3 separate regions of the Homo sapiens genome follow, and regions 1 and 3 are each linked to region 2. A link is a contact called in ENCODE Hi-C or POLR2A ChIA-PET data. All regions are on one chromosome and are shown on one strand. Each heading gives the region's core, a stretch centred on a gene start or an enhancer-like site at or near the end of the contact. The rest is flanking DNA. Distances are from core to core; before and after follow the strand shown.

Evidence for each region. Hi-C counts contacts between places; a loop is a spot of excess contacts on that map. ChIA-PET counts read pairs that join two places held with the same protein, here RNA polymerase II (POLR2A). Pooled maps may share reads with other maps.
Region 1: a pooled map shows a loop between it and region 2 (4-fold over the local background). The contact joins the enhancer-like site here to the promoter of MRPL40 in region 2. A Hi-C loop is called at or near these places in 7 of 50 pooled maps. POLR2A ChIA-PET finds 5 or more read pairs at or near these places in 4 of 52 experiments (IMR-90, OCI-LY7, activated CD4-positive, alpha-beta memory T cell and 1 more).
Region 3: a loop to region 2 is called in a map of CD8-positive, alpha-beta T cell, with 13 times the contacts of the local background. The contact joins the enhancer-like site here to the promoter of MRPL40 in region 2. A Hi-C loop is called at or near these places in 2 of 168 maps with a recorded cell type or tissue (CD8-positive, alpha-beta T cell and naive thymus-derived CD4-positive, alpha-beta T cell) and 6 of 50 pooled maps. POLR2A ChIA-PET finds 5 or more read pairs at or near these places in 9 of 52 experiments (AG04450, CD4-positive, alpha-beta T cell, CD4-positive, alpha-beta memory T cell and 6 more).

Annotation. Positions count from the first base shown.
Region 1 is chr22:19,574,792-19,578,953 of GRCh38, reverse strand. No RefSeq gene overlaps it. Among named protein-coding and RNA genes, the nearest start is that of LINC00895, 10 kb to the right of the region's middle. Within about 2 kb of position 2,038, at least 11 of the 41 ENCODE cell types and tissues checked have a DNase peak (open chromatin) inside an H3K27ac peak, as active enhancers do.
Region 2 is chr22:19,430,540-19,434,604 of GRCh38, reverse strand. It overlaps MRPL40 (mitochondrial ribosomal protein L40), which reads right to left and starts at 2,060. Exons shown (of 4, transcript NM_003776.4): 1 at 1,998-2,060; 2 at 1,257-1,340. The coding sequence starts at 2,050. It overlaps HIRA (histone cell cycle regulator), which reads left to right and starts at 2,872. Exons shown (of 25, transcript NM_003325.4): 1 at 2,872-3,165. The coding sequence starts at 3,129. RefSeq lists silencers at 1,986-2,295, 2,586-2,985 and enhancers at 3,270-4,017, 3,966-4,035.
Region 3 is chr22:19,596,834-19,600,797 of GRCh38, reverse strand. No RefSeq gene overlaps it. Among named protein-coding and RNA genes, the nearest start is that of LINC00895, 32 kb to the right of the region's middle. RefSeq lists enhancers at 1,838-2,338, 2,339-2,839, 3,875-3,964. Within about 2 kb of position 2,382, at least 6 of the 41 ENCODE cell types and tissues checked have a DNase peak (open chromatin) inside an H3K27ac peak, as active enhancers do; they include CD4-positive, alpha-beta T cell and CD8-positive, alpha-beta T cell, where a contact is called at or near this core.

The sequences.
Region 1 (4,162 bases), core at 789-3,288, 140 kb before region 2:
CTTCCTTTTGTTAGGAAGTGTGGAAGTGGCATCTGAGCAGACTTGGGGGAAGTGAGTGGGTGTGGGGCCTGTTCCAGACCCAGAGAGCACCCAGTGCAAAGGCCCTGTGGCAGGAGCATGCCTGGTCTCCTGGGGACCGAGCGGCCAGGGTGTGGAGAGCGGCAGCAGGCAGCACAGGCCATGGCCACTTTGGGACCTTTGACTGTGAACAGAAGCCACAGCATGGTGTGGAGCAGAGGAGCAACATAATCTAGAGAGGTGGTTTTTTGTTTTTGGTTTTGGTTTTTTTTTTTTTTTAAGAGACAGGGTCTCATCTGTCACACAGATTGGAGTGCAGTGGTGCAATCATGGCTCACTGCAGCCTCGAACTCCTGGGCTCAAGCAATCCCCTCCTGCTTCAGCATTCCCAGCAGCTGGGACCCCAGGCACGCACCACCACACCCGGATATTTTTTAAATTTTTTGTAGAGACCGAGTCTTACTATGTTGCCTAGGCTGGTCCCAAACCGCTGGCCTCAAGCCATCCTCCTGCCTCAGCCTCCTGGCTACACAGAGTCAGTCACTTCTTATCTTGCACACAACTGGAGAGAAAATCCTTGACTGAAAGATGCCTGGCTTTGCTCTGTCACTCACAGCGCTTCCCTTGCACAGCACCTGATAGGACGAGTGCCAGGATCAGGGTTCTTGTGACATTGTGAGGCCAATTATGAAATCTAAGGAGACTAGGGACTTCCAGTTTCATTAACTTGATTCTTCTGTTAGGAAGAAAGTACCTAGATTAAAATAATTCACCCTAAGATGTGAATGAATGAAAATGAATGTCAAAACCCTCTAGAGAACTTTAACAAGGCATCAATTCACGGAAAGCCTAACTGGTAAAATTAGTAGAATATATCTCAGACTGTCTACAACATCAAAGGAGAAGCGTGTCTATATTGAGGGAATGGGTTCAGGAGAGACACCAACAGGGGAGCTCATGTTCCGTGTCTCTCTAGATTACAGGATCCAGAGGTTCTATGAGTGGCCATCCCTGATCACCCCCAGTTCCCAACTGACCCAGACCACGGCCTCCCAATCCCTGCATCGGCCCTTTAAGCTCCCAGGGTGGCTGTGACTCCTTGGGTATCAGCTTGCTCGGCGTCCTGCCTCTGATGCCCTCCGGATGCATCCCTGGGGACTGCGGCTCATGGGCCCCACGGAGGCAGGAGGAACTGACCTCGCCAAACCCTAGCCAGGCTGTCACCTGGCCCAGACCGCCTTGGTCTGGATGTCTGCCGCAGCCTGGGCTCTGCTCACCACTCTAAACACAAGTGGCCACATACCATCTGATTCCACTTACATGAAATGTCCAGAAAGGGCAAATCCATAGGGACAGAAAGTAGACTGGTGGTTGTGAGAGGCTGGGAGAGGCTGAGAGAGGAGGTAGGTGAGGGGGAAATGGGAGTGACTGATTCATGAGTACTGGGCTTCTTTTGGGGCCATGCAAATATTCTAAACTGGATGGTGATGGTTACACAACTCTGTGAACAGACTAAAAATGATGGAAAACTCTACTAAGAACTCTTCTTCCGAGGGGTGAATTGTAGGGTATGTGAATCATATCTCAGTAAAGCTGCTGCAAAGCAAGCAGAGAGAGAGGAGGGAAGTAGGAGAGGCTGGCGGCCCCAGGAGTAGGGCTCAGGAACCAGCTACGGAGGCTGGGAGGCGGGGCCAGAGCCAGTCGGAGGCACAACCAACTGCAGGCAGCTTGGACAACCCTGAGGGCGCTTCCAGCTGAACTGTGGAGTGTTTGGCAGAAGCAAGAGCAGGGGGCCAAGCTTCTGGTGATGGCCTGGGCCCTAGACACCCCCTCCCCTAACAAAACCCAGAAAGGAGTGACTGGGAGAGAAGGCATAGTCAGGAGCATCACTCCCACGCCTGGCCTCCCCACCACCAAGCCTGCCTGGCCTCCCCAGCACCAAGCCCACAGGCACGGCACACTAGCAACCGCCCAGAATGACTCACACCTTCCTGTGACATTGTCTAATATGAACTGCCCAGGGTCTTGAAGCACCGAGCACTGGGAGATCCCCGTGTCCCCAGGAACTGTACTCTGCATTTTCAAATAGAACATTTTCATGATATGTTGATGGCCACTCTTTTCCCTGACTGGCCATCTGAGAAACTGAACAGAGGTGAGGTTACGGCACCCCCCAAAGGTGACCAGAGAAGCTCATCACTGACAGCCCAGGGGAGCCCTTTTGGGCCCGACACAGAGTGTCACCCTCTGAAGCTGTCACAGAATCAGAGACTAGGGCTCTGTCACCTCACACCTCGGGAACACTGCAGGGGTGCTCTGCAGCAGCATGTTTCTCTCTCTCTCTCTTTTTTTTTTTTTTTTTGAGACAGAATCTCACTCTTGTCCAGGCTGGAGTGCAGTGACATGATCTTGACTCACTGCAACCTCCACCTCTTGCGTTCAAGCAATTCTCCTGCCTCAGCCTACCGAGTTAACTGGGATTACAGGCACCACGCCCAGCTGTTTTGTATTTTTGGTAGGGACGGGGTTTCCCCATGTTTGCCAGGGTGGTCTCAAACTCCCGACTTCAAGTGATCCGCCCGCCTTGGCCTCCCAAAGTGTTGGGACTACAGGCATGAGCCACCATGCCTGGCCTGCAGCATGTCTCTTTTTTTTTTTTTTTGAGACGGAGTCTCTCTCTGTCACCCAGGCTGGAGTGCAGTGGCGCAGTCTCGGCTCACTGCAACCTCCATCTCCCAGGTTCACACCATTCTCCTGCCTCAGCCTCCCGAGCTGGGACTACAGGCGCCTGCCACCATGCCCGGCCAATTTTTTGTATTTTTAGTAGAGATGGGGTTTCACCATGCTAGGCAGGATGGTCTCGATCTCCTGACCTCGTGATCCACCCATCTCGGCCTCCCAGAGTGCTGGGATTACAGGCGTGAGCCACTGCGCCCGGCCCAGCATGTCTCTTAAACGCAGGGGCCACGAGCAGAGCTGTCAGAATGCTTCAGAGGAAAACAAGTGGGGCCCGGTGACAACTCACACAAGACACTGGGGGTGACACGGAAGAAGGGGACCCTCCAGGGCTGCTTTTAAGTTGGGGGCATTCTTAGAATTAAGAAGCTGTCAATCAACTGCCAGATCCTGCAAAGAACTGTTTCAACTCCATTAAGGAAAAATAAAGGAAACCCAAAAGAAAAACAGACAGAGGATACAATGTTCTCATGAAGATTGCCTGTAACCAATAAACATTTTAAAAGATGCTTAAAGTTGCAAGTCATGGATAGAATGTAAATTAAGGCATCAATAAGACAACCTTTTTCACCCAACAGATTAGGTTAAATCTAGTGCTGGAGAAAGTGTGGGGAAACAGGCATTCTCAGGCCACGGAGCAACATCTGTTAAAACTCTAAAAGGTTGGGCAGGCGTGGTGGCTCATGCCTGTAATCCCAACATTTTGGGAGGCCAAGGCGGGTGGGTCACTACAGGTCAGGAGGAGTTCAAGACCAGCCTGACCAACATGGTGAAACCCTGTCTCTACTAAAACTACAAAATCACCTGGGCTTGTTGGCGCATGCCTGTAATCCCAGCTACTTGGGAGGCTGAGGCAGGAGAATTGTTTGAACTCGGGAGGCGGAGGTTGCAGTGAGCTGAGATCGCGCCACTGCACTCCAGCTTGGGTGACACAGCAAGACTCCATCTCAAAAAACAAACAAACAAACAAACAAACAAAAACCTCTAAAAGGTACATGCCCTTTAGCCTAGCAATTCCACTTGGAGGAGCCCAGCCTGCAAAACTACTCACAAATGCACACAAGTGAATACACACACTCAAGAATGTTCACTGTAGGGCTATATTTTAACAGAAGAAAACTTACAGGCACCTAAATGTTCTTCCACAGAGGAATAATTATAAATAATGATTCATCCATATAATAAAATACTATATAGGTATAGAAGAAAACGTTTAAGGACTATGTTAACAATGATGTTATCTCTGGAGAATGGGATTTTAGGAGAGGACTCCCATTATACCTTTGCATGACATTTATAATCAGAAAACAAACCTTCAAAAAAATGAGTTGCTGGGATGATGGTATGATCCCATTTACATAAAACGGAAAATAATATATATGCATATGTACATACGTGTAGCTGTGCT
Region 2 (4,065 bases), core at 811-3,310:
AGCGTGGTGAGGAGGTACTCCACCCCACAGTACTTGTGAGAACTGTGTAGGTGCCATCAATTACAAGAAATAGTACAAAAGCAGCCGGGTGCAGTGGCTCAGGCCTGTAATCCCAGCACTTTGGGAGGCAAAGGCGGGCAGATTGCCCAAGGTCAGGAGTTCGAGACCAGCCTGGTCAACATGGCGAAACCCTGTCTCTACTAAAAATACAAAAATTAGCTGGGTGTGGTGGTGCGCACCTGTAATCCCAGCTTCTCGGGAAGCTGAGGCAGGAGAATCACTTGAGCCTGGGAGGCGGAGGTTGCAGTAGGACAAGATCGCGCCACTGCACTCCAGCTTGGGTAACAGAGCGAGACTCTGTCTCAAAAAAAAAAAAAAAAAAAAAAAAGTACAAAAGCAACAAGAGGCATCAGGGTATAAAATCGGGAAGTGTTCCTCTTTATTGCTGGGATTCAGGTGTGCCTTGGGATTACACTCAAAAGTGAAAATACCAAACTGTTAGATTAGAAGCTTATTACTATTAAAATTGATTTGTGGACTGGGTGCGGTGGCTCAGGCCTGTAATCCCAGCACTTTGGGTGCTGAGGTGGGTGGATCACCTGAGATCAGGAGTTCGAGACCAGCCTGACCAACATCCAACATGGTGAAACCCCGTCTCTACTAAAAACACAAAAATTAGCCGGGCGTGGTAGTGGGCGCCTGTAATCCCAGCTACTTGGGAGGCTGAGGCAGGAGAATTAGTTTAACCCAGGAGGCGAAGGTTGCAGTGATCCGAGGTCACACCACTGCACTCCAGCCTGGGTGACACAGTGAGACTCCATCTCAAAAAAAAAAGAAAAATCAAATCCTTTACTATCAAGATTGACTGAATCAAGTATCTACAAAGAGTCGAGAGTGCCAGATGGAAATACCTTTAATACTTGCATCTTCCCCACACTCTCCAGGGCCTCCGAATGGGCAGGGAAGAGGAAGGGTCATGGAGAAACAGAAACTTAAGCTGTGTCCTTTAAAACACACAAGAATCCCTTCAAGGAGAATACTTACTTCTTGAGAAACTGCTCAAATTTTAAAAATTACAAACAACAATCTATGGTTTGGAAAATGTTGGAAAAACAGAAAAGCATCGGCCTAAATTTAACTGAGAAACTTTGTAGGCTGTTAATTTTGCAAACCACACATCCAGCATTCTTGCTTTGTTCTCTACACATAGACTGACACCTTTACCCCCAGAGGTCAGGCCCTCGATTGAGTTTTACCTCATGGGAATGAGTTCCCAGAAAGACAACAATGACGCTCGCTGGTGAGTCTCTCTAAGCTGCGTCTGCCAAGTTCCCAGAAGCCTGAAAGATACAAGAGTATGTATAAATATCTGCTTCTCCAGGCTAGGCGCGGTTGCTCACGTCTGTAATCCCAGCACTTTGGGAGGCCGAGGCGGGTGGATCGCGAGGTCAGGAGTTCAAGACCAGCCTGGCCAACATGGTGAAACCCCGTCTCTACTAAAAATACAAAAATTAGCCGGGCGTGGTGTTGGGCGCCTGTAATCCGAGCTACTCGGGAGGCCGGGGCAGAACTGCTTGAACCCGGGAGGCAGAGGTTGCAGTGAGCCGAAATCGCGCCACTGCACTCCAGCCTGGGCGACAGAGCGAGACTCTGTCTCAAATAAATAAATAAATATCTGATTCTCTCCCACTTCACAGGAAAATAAAAAATTGCAATGCTCCCAAACCCGGGGCACTTCTAACTACTTGATATGACAGCAAGGTCAACGTGGAAGGTTTTTCAAAATCTTTCGTTCAGACCACAGAGGACTTAAGCAGGACCGCTGCTCGCCAGGGTGCTCAGATTTTCATGCATAAGAGTCACGACCAGATGGCTCATCCCTGAGATATTCGTGGACTGGGAGGCGAGCAGGGAGCACAGGCGAGTCCTGGCGGACAGTCGCGAAGACCCCGCACGCGCCCTGGGCACTCCGCTATCCGGCCAGCGTCCGCACTCACCCGCTAGTCGGGCGCAGGGCTAGCGAGATACTTCGCAGCACGGAGGCCGTCATGGCTACCCTCGCCGCTTCCGGGCGTGCGCCCCTCCACAGTCCGGCCCGCGGTGCCCCCTGCTGAGGTCCGGCAGACCAGGCGCCCAGCGCTCAGGCGTTCCGGCTGCGTGGGCTGGGACGCGCCTGTCCCCGCCCCCGACGCAGCCCCGCCTAGGGTGTCAGCTGCGCACACACGAGGGCCTTGCGTTTCACGCGGCTCGGGGTCCTCCCTTCCGTCCCCGCCCTGTGCTGGGAGCGCGCCTCTGCAGCGGGCACAGTCTAGCCAGTCAGGCCCTAGCCGGTTGGTCGGTCTGCGCCCTCGCGCGGGCCTCGGCTCCGCAGTGCAGCCGGAGCGGCCGAGGGGGCGTCCCTCTGCTCCTCCGAGTCCAAATGTTCATGTCTAGGCAAACGGCCCCGATCTTCTAATAAACGCGTCCGCCCCAGCCTCCCCCACCAGGGTTGGCTCGTCCCCCGCATTCGTTCGAGTCCGAAGCCCGGATCGCATTCCGGCGCCGGCGCGGAGCCCGGCGCTCGCAAGATGCCCAATAGCGCGTGTTGATGAATGACGGAAGCTAGTTAATAAGTCGGACTCAGACTGGCGAGGCAGAGCTGGTGACGGGCGGTCCACGCCACCTGGGCCCCGCCTGCCTCTGCGGGCGGCCCGGGTTGCAACTGCAGGCCCCGCTCGCTGTCCGCCGTCCAGGCGAACCGCCCTTTCTGGGGCGCCCGCGCCCGGGCCCGACCCGAAGCCCCTGCCAGCGGAGGAGCCGGGGCGGCCCAGTCCGCGTGGGGAGCGGTTTCCCGCCGGGGCGATTTGGCAGGTGCGCGCCGTGACTTCCGGCGTTGCCCGGGAGCCGCCTGAGGAGGAGCGGCGCAGGGGATGCGGCTGTGGTGGCGGCGGCGGCGGCCGAGCGCGGGTGGCGGCTGTGGCGGCGGAGGGGGGCGCGGGCCGGCGATGGCGCGGCGGCCCTGAGGGCGCGGGGCGGGCGGCGGCCGGAGGGCGGGTGGCGCGGGAGGAAGCGGCGGCGGTGGCTCCATGGCCCGGGCGCGCTGAGGGACCCGGCGCTCGCCTCAGCCCGGCGGCGGCGGCGGCCGAACAATGAAGCTCCTGAAGCCGACCTGGGTCAACCACAATGGTGAGTGCGCGCAGGGGTCGCGGGAGGCCGAGCCCGGAGTCGGGTCGGGGTCTGGAGTCGAGTCGGGGCGCGCGCAAGTCCTGCCTGTCTCGCCCCTGACGCCCGGTACCCGGTGCCCAAGCCAAGAAGCCGGCGGGAGCGGACTTTGTCCTCAGCGCGGAGAGGCTGGTGAGCCCCAGCACGTGCTCCGGGTTGACCGCAGCGAGGGCCATCTTCGCCCCTGGCTCTTGCTCTGAGTCTTCCGCTGCCCACCTGTGGTCCTTGGAGGGGCCGCGGCCTGGCTCCCAGGAGCGGGCCTTGGTGCCAGCCAGTGCCTTCCACTGGTCTGCATCGCCCGAGAAGTGCTCAGACGGTCCTGAAGGTGAAACCGGGATGAAATCCCCCTTGTGGCCTTTCAGTGGCAGGATGAAGATCCGAAATCTGCAAGAGGGACTGTTACTGCCCCTCTGGATCTGGGGACAGTGCCCCCAGTTGGGGAATTGTGGTCCCTAAATAGGAGGGTTTGGGGGCCCCGGGCCCCCGCGAAGGATCCACGATTAATGCTGAGCTGGGACATCAGGGTGAACTAGGGTTGGGCAGATAGGGCACAGGTGTGTTCTAGCAGAGGGGCTTCTTAGCTCTGTGGCAGTGGCTCCAAAGCACACCCTTGGGGAACGGACTCATCCACCCCATATCTTGACTCTGATACAGAGAGGCTAGTGGTAATCAGTTTCGTCATAGTTCTGCCTTGTTGGCAGAACTGCTGCAGGAGTTGGTGTTTGCTCCCCGGGTAGATGAAAAAAGCGCGCCTCCCCCTCCCCCACCCCACTCTGCTGACAGCACTGTAGCACAGAAATCAACCCAGGGAGACTCCTCCAGCCCAGGGCCTGATTCTGGCCTGTCTGACTGTTGACAGGCAAA
Region 3 (3,964 bases), core at 1,133-3,632, 170 kb before region 2:
TTTTAGCAGTAAAGTTTTTTTTTCTTTTTCTTTCTTTTTTTTTTTTTTTTAGACGGAGTCTCGCTCTGTCATCCAGTCTGGAGTGCAATGGCGTGATCTCGGCTCACTACCACCTCCGTCTCCTGGGTTCAAGAGATTCTTCTGCCTTAGCCTCCTGAGTAGCTGGGATTACAGGCGCGCGACACCATGCCCAGCTAATTTTTTTTTTTTGTATTTTTAGTAGAGACGGGGTTTCACCATATTGACCAGGCTGGTCTTGAATTCCTGAGGTCATGATCCTCCCGCCTCAACCTCCCAAAATGCTGGGATTACAGGCATGAGCCACCACGCTCGGCCAAGTATTTTTAAATGAAGGCATATAAAAATTGTTTTTTTTAGATGTGATGCTATCCTATATTTAATAGACTACAGTTTAGTGTAAACATAACTTTTATATGTGCTGGGAAACCAAAAAATTCATATGACCCACTTCATTATGATATTCACTTTACTGCAGTGTGGTCTGGAACTGAACTCACACTATCTCCAAAGTATGCCTATAAAATAAAGCCCTCACCCAATTCCCTGCCTCAGAAAGCCCCTTCCTCACCTCCACCCAAGTCGAGGGCGTGAGTTAAATTTAGCTAGCTTCCGGCTGTATCCATTCAGTAAACACAAAACAAAAGGTACTAAATGGCAAGAACTGCATGCAGGGGGCTTTTGGGACAGTGCCCAGGACACAGGAGCTCAATCAACGTCAGCTGTGACAGTGGTGCAGATGACTAACGTCTGACAGATCTTCTTTCTTTAGAAAAGAACAGCTGTCTTCAGACAGGGCTCCACCCAGAGCTGGGCAACAGGTGACCACTGCCCTGAACATCCCTACGCAGCCCACCCAGCCCTACCCAGCTCCAAGAGGAGCAAGGGTCCAGCCAGACCTGCTCGGACAAGGCCTCATGGGGCCACCTCTGGATCCCGGGCACACCTGCAGGGATAGAGCCACAGGAAGTGGGGGCCGAACTGAAGCTCCACTTCTAGAGTGACCTTGAGGGCAGCAGTGCTCAGGCCAGCTCCTGAGACAGCCATGGGGAGTGGGGAGGTGGTGTTCAATGGGAACAGAGTTTCAGCCTCGGAAGATGACGACGTTCTGGAGATGGTGATGGTGCTGGCTGCTCAACACTGTGAATGTCCTTAATGCACTTAAAAATGGTTAAAGTGGGGCCAGGTGCGGTGGCTCACACCTGTAATTCCAGAACTTTAGGAGACCGAGATGTGTGGATCACTTGAAGTCAGAAGTTCAAGAACAGCCTGGCCAACATGGTGTTGGTACTAAAAAATACAAAAAAAATCAGCCAAGCATGGGGCGCATGCCTATAGTCCCAGCTACTAGGGAAGCTGAGGTAGGAGAATCACTTGAACCCGGGAGGTGGAGATTGCAGTGAGTCGAGATTGTGCCACTGCACACCAGCCTGGGTGACAGAGTCTCCATCTCAAAAAAAAAAAAAATTAAAGTGGGCCAGGCACAGTGGCTCACGTGTGTAATTCCAGCACTTTGGGAGTCCCAGCCTGGAGGATAGTTTGAGGTCAGAAGTTTGGACTAGCCTGGGCAACATAGCCAGACCCTATCTCTACAAACAATTTTTTTTCAAAATCAGTCAGGTACTGTGGCTCACACCTGTAGTCTCAGCTACTTGGGAGGATCACTTGAGCCCAGAAGGCGAGCTGTGCTTGCTCCACTGCACTCCAGCCTGGGCAACAAAGCGAGACCCTGTCTCAAACAAACAAACAAACAAACAAACAAAACATGATTAAAGTAGTGAATGTTGTATGTATTTTACTGTAATGTGTTTAAGAGGGAAAAATCACCTTGGGGAAAGAAAGGAGTACCCAGGAGCACTTCCAAGGTTATACTTAGGTTTTTGCTTCCTAAGCCAGGAAACGTAACTTTGCATTTGATTTATTCTGTACCCATCTTATCAGCACTTTCAGAGAAATAAGAACAGGGAATTGGAGCTCTCACAATAACTGGACAAAGACGGGCAAGAGATTAGAGAGCCCCAGTGCCTGCTGCCACCTCCTGATTCACTTCCCAGGGCGTGAGTGGGCCCTGCCCACACTGTGGTGAGGCCCTCACCCCGCCCTTCCTGGGATGAGGACACAGCCAGCCCTCGCTTGTGATCGATGCATGCAGGCTGCAGCTTTCACCCGGGGGTCACAGCCTCACTCCAACTCACATCAGGCCACATGGCAGCCCCATCGAGTCTTTGGGCCCTGCTGCAGAGGCAGGTGCCATGCCTGCACTGCACATCCAGGTGTGTTGTTGAGCAACCCCCTCCAGACCTTGATGTCATCCTCCTGGGCCCCTCCTCCAAGTCTTGTGCAACCCAGTGGTGTGATGTTTGTGTCCTGCACCCCAGGTCCTGACTGGCACACACCCTTCTCAGCTGGGTTAGCTCCTCCGTGTCTTTCAGGTGCCTGCACCCCAGCAGCAGAGAACCAACTGCATGGTAGCCATGTTCATGCAATCCACTCTCTGTTCCTGGATGCCAGCATCTGGCACCCCGTCCCAGCACACAACAGGATGCATGGATGGTGGCCTGGCGTCATGGACCTGGGGAGACAAGGCAGCCCAGCAGCCCCTGCAGAGCCTCAGGGAACTGTTCCTAAAACAAGTGAACTTGCTTTGGGAATCCAGGAACACCTTTGCTGGAACAATCCAGCCCTTGGGACACCCTAATTTGAAGCCCCCACCACCACCCAGGGGTGCAGCTTTGGCGAGGGGCCGGTCAGGAACAGCTGCTAATCTAGGTGGGGTTTCCTAAGCCCAATTCACCTGCCAGAAAATCAAGCCCTAAATAAGTAATTTGGTTTCCCCTTAGTTTTCTTTCCCTCCCACTGCCCTTTACAACAACCTGCCAGTTTAAGCCAAGGAACAAAGATAGAGACATCCTCTGAGCCCCACCTGCCATTTGTGATAAACATTTCAGAGAATGAGTTAAGCAGTGCTGGAGAAAACAGGAAAAATAAACTCTGAGTCTCTACATAAATATATATTCTATGAAAACCTAAACTTAATCCACCACCAGCACAAGGCAAAGCAAAAGGGCACACACAGCTCTGCCGCCACTACAGAGAAAAAGATCTCTACATGCTGTTCCGCGCGCTCCTGTACAATGCAGAGCTTTGAACTGTTTATAACAGAACACGACAGAGGCACAGTCACAAGAACAGTGATTCTGCCCTTTGAAGCTGCCTGCAGTCAAGTATTACACAGGCAGGAAGTAGAAATCTGTGCTTTGATTTGTTTAAAGTAAATTAAACATAACTGGAAACCATATTTCCTCTCATTCAGAGGAAGTTACAAAAGGTACAGAGGACCAAGAATATCAGGTTCTCATGCAAACGATGAGGTCGGTTCTTCCAAAGCAAAAAAAAAAAAAAAAAAAAAAACAAATACTGGCCTTTAACATACATTCGAAGACCTCACATGTGTTCATTTTGAAGAGATTACCGCTGTGGAAAACAATTTGGAAAAAACTGTTTCAGGTCAAAGTGTAAGTCGTTCAAATAAATGTGCGTCTACGCTTTGGCATCGAGCATTTTTATTTTTTCAAATTCAAGCCTGTGGTCCCTTTGAGCCATTCTTTTCTCCACTGGACTTAGCCATTTTGAAACCTGCCCAGGGAGGAAACGACTCAGGCTCCCTGCAGAGGCAGCCCCATGGGGGCAAGAGGCAGCAACACAGCCTGGGGCCAGGCTCCAGGGCTGCTCTGCAGGGGACGCTGCCTGGGCAGCTGAGAGGCAGTGAGGAGTGAGAGAGAGAGGCCCAAGACCCGGGCACATTGGCCTGCCTGGGAGGACCTAGCCAGTCCCTGCTGGTGCCTCAGATCTGCTGTAGCAGGGGCTCGGCCTGAGCACCCCCGGCCTCTGCCCACCTCGCAGGGCATCATGGGAAGCAGGCATGATGTGCACGCTCTCCGGGCCC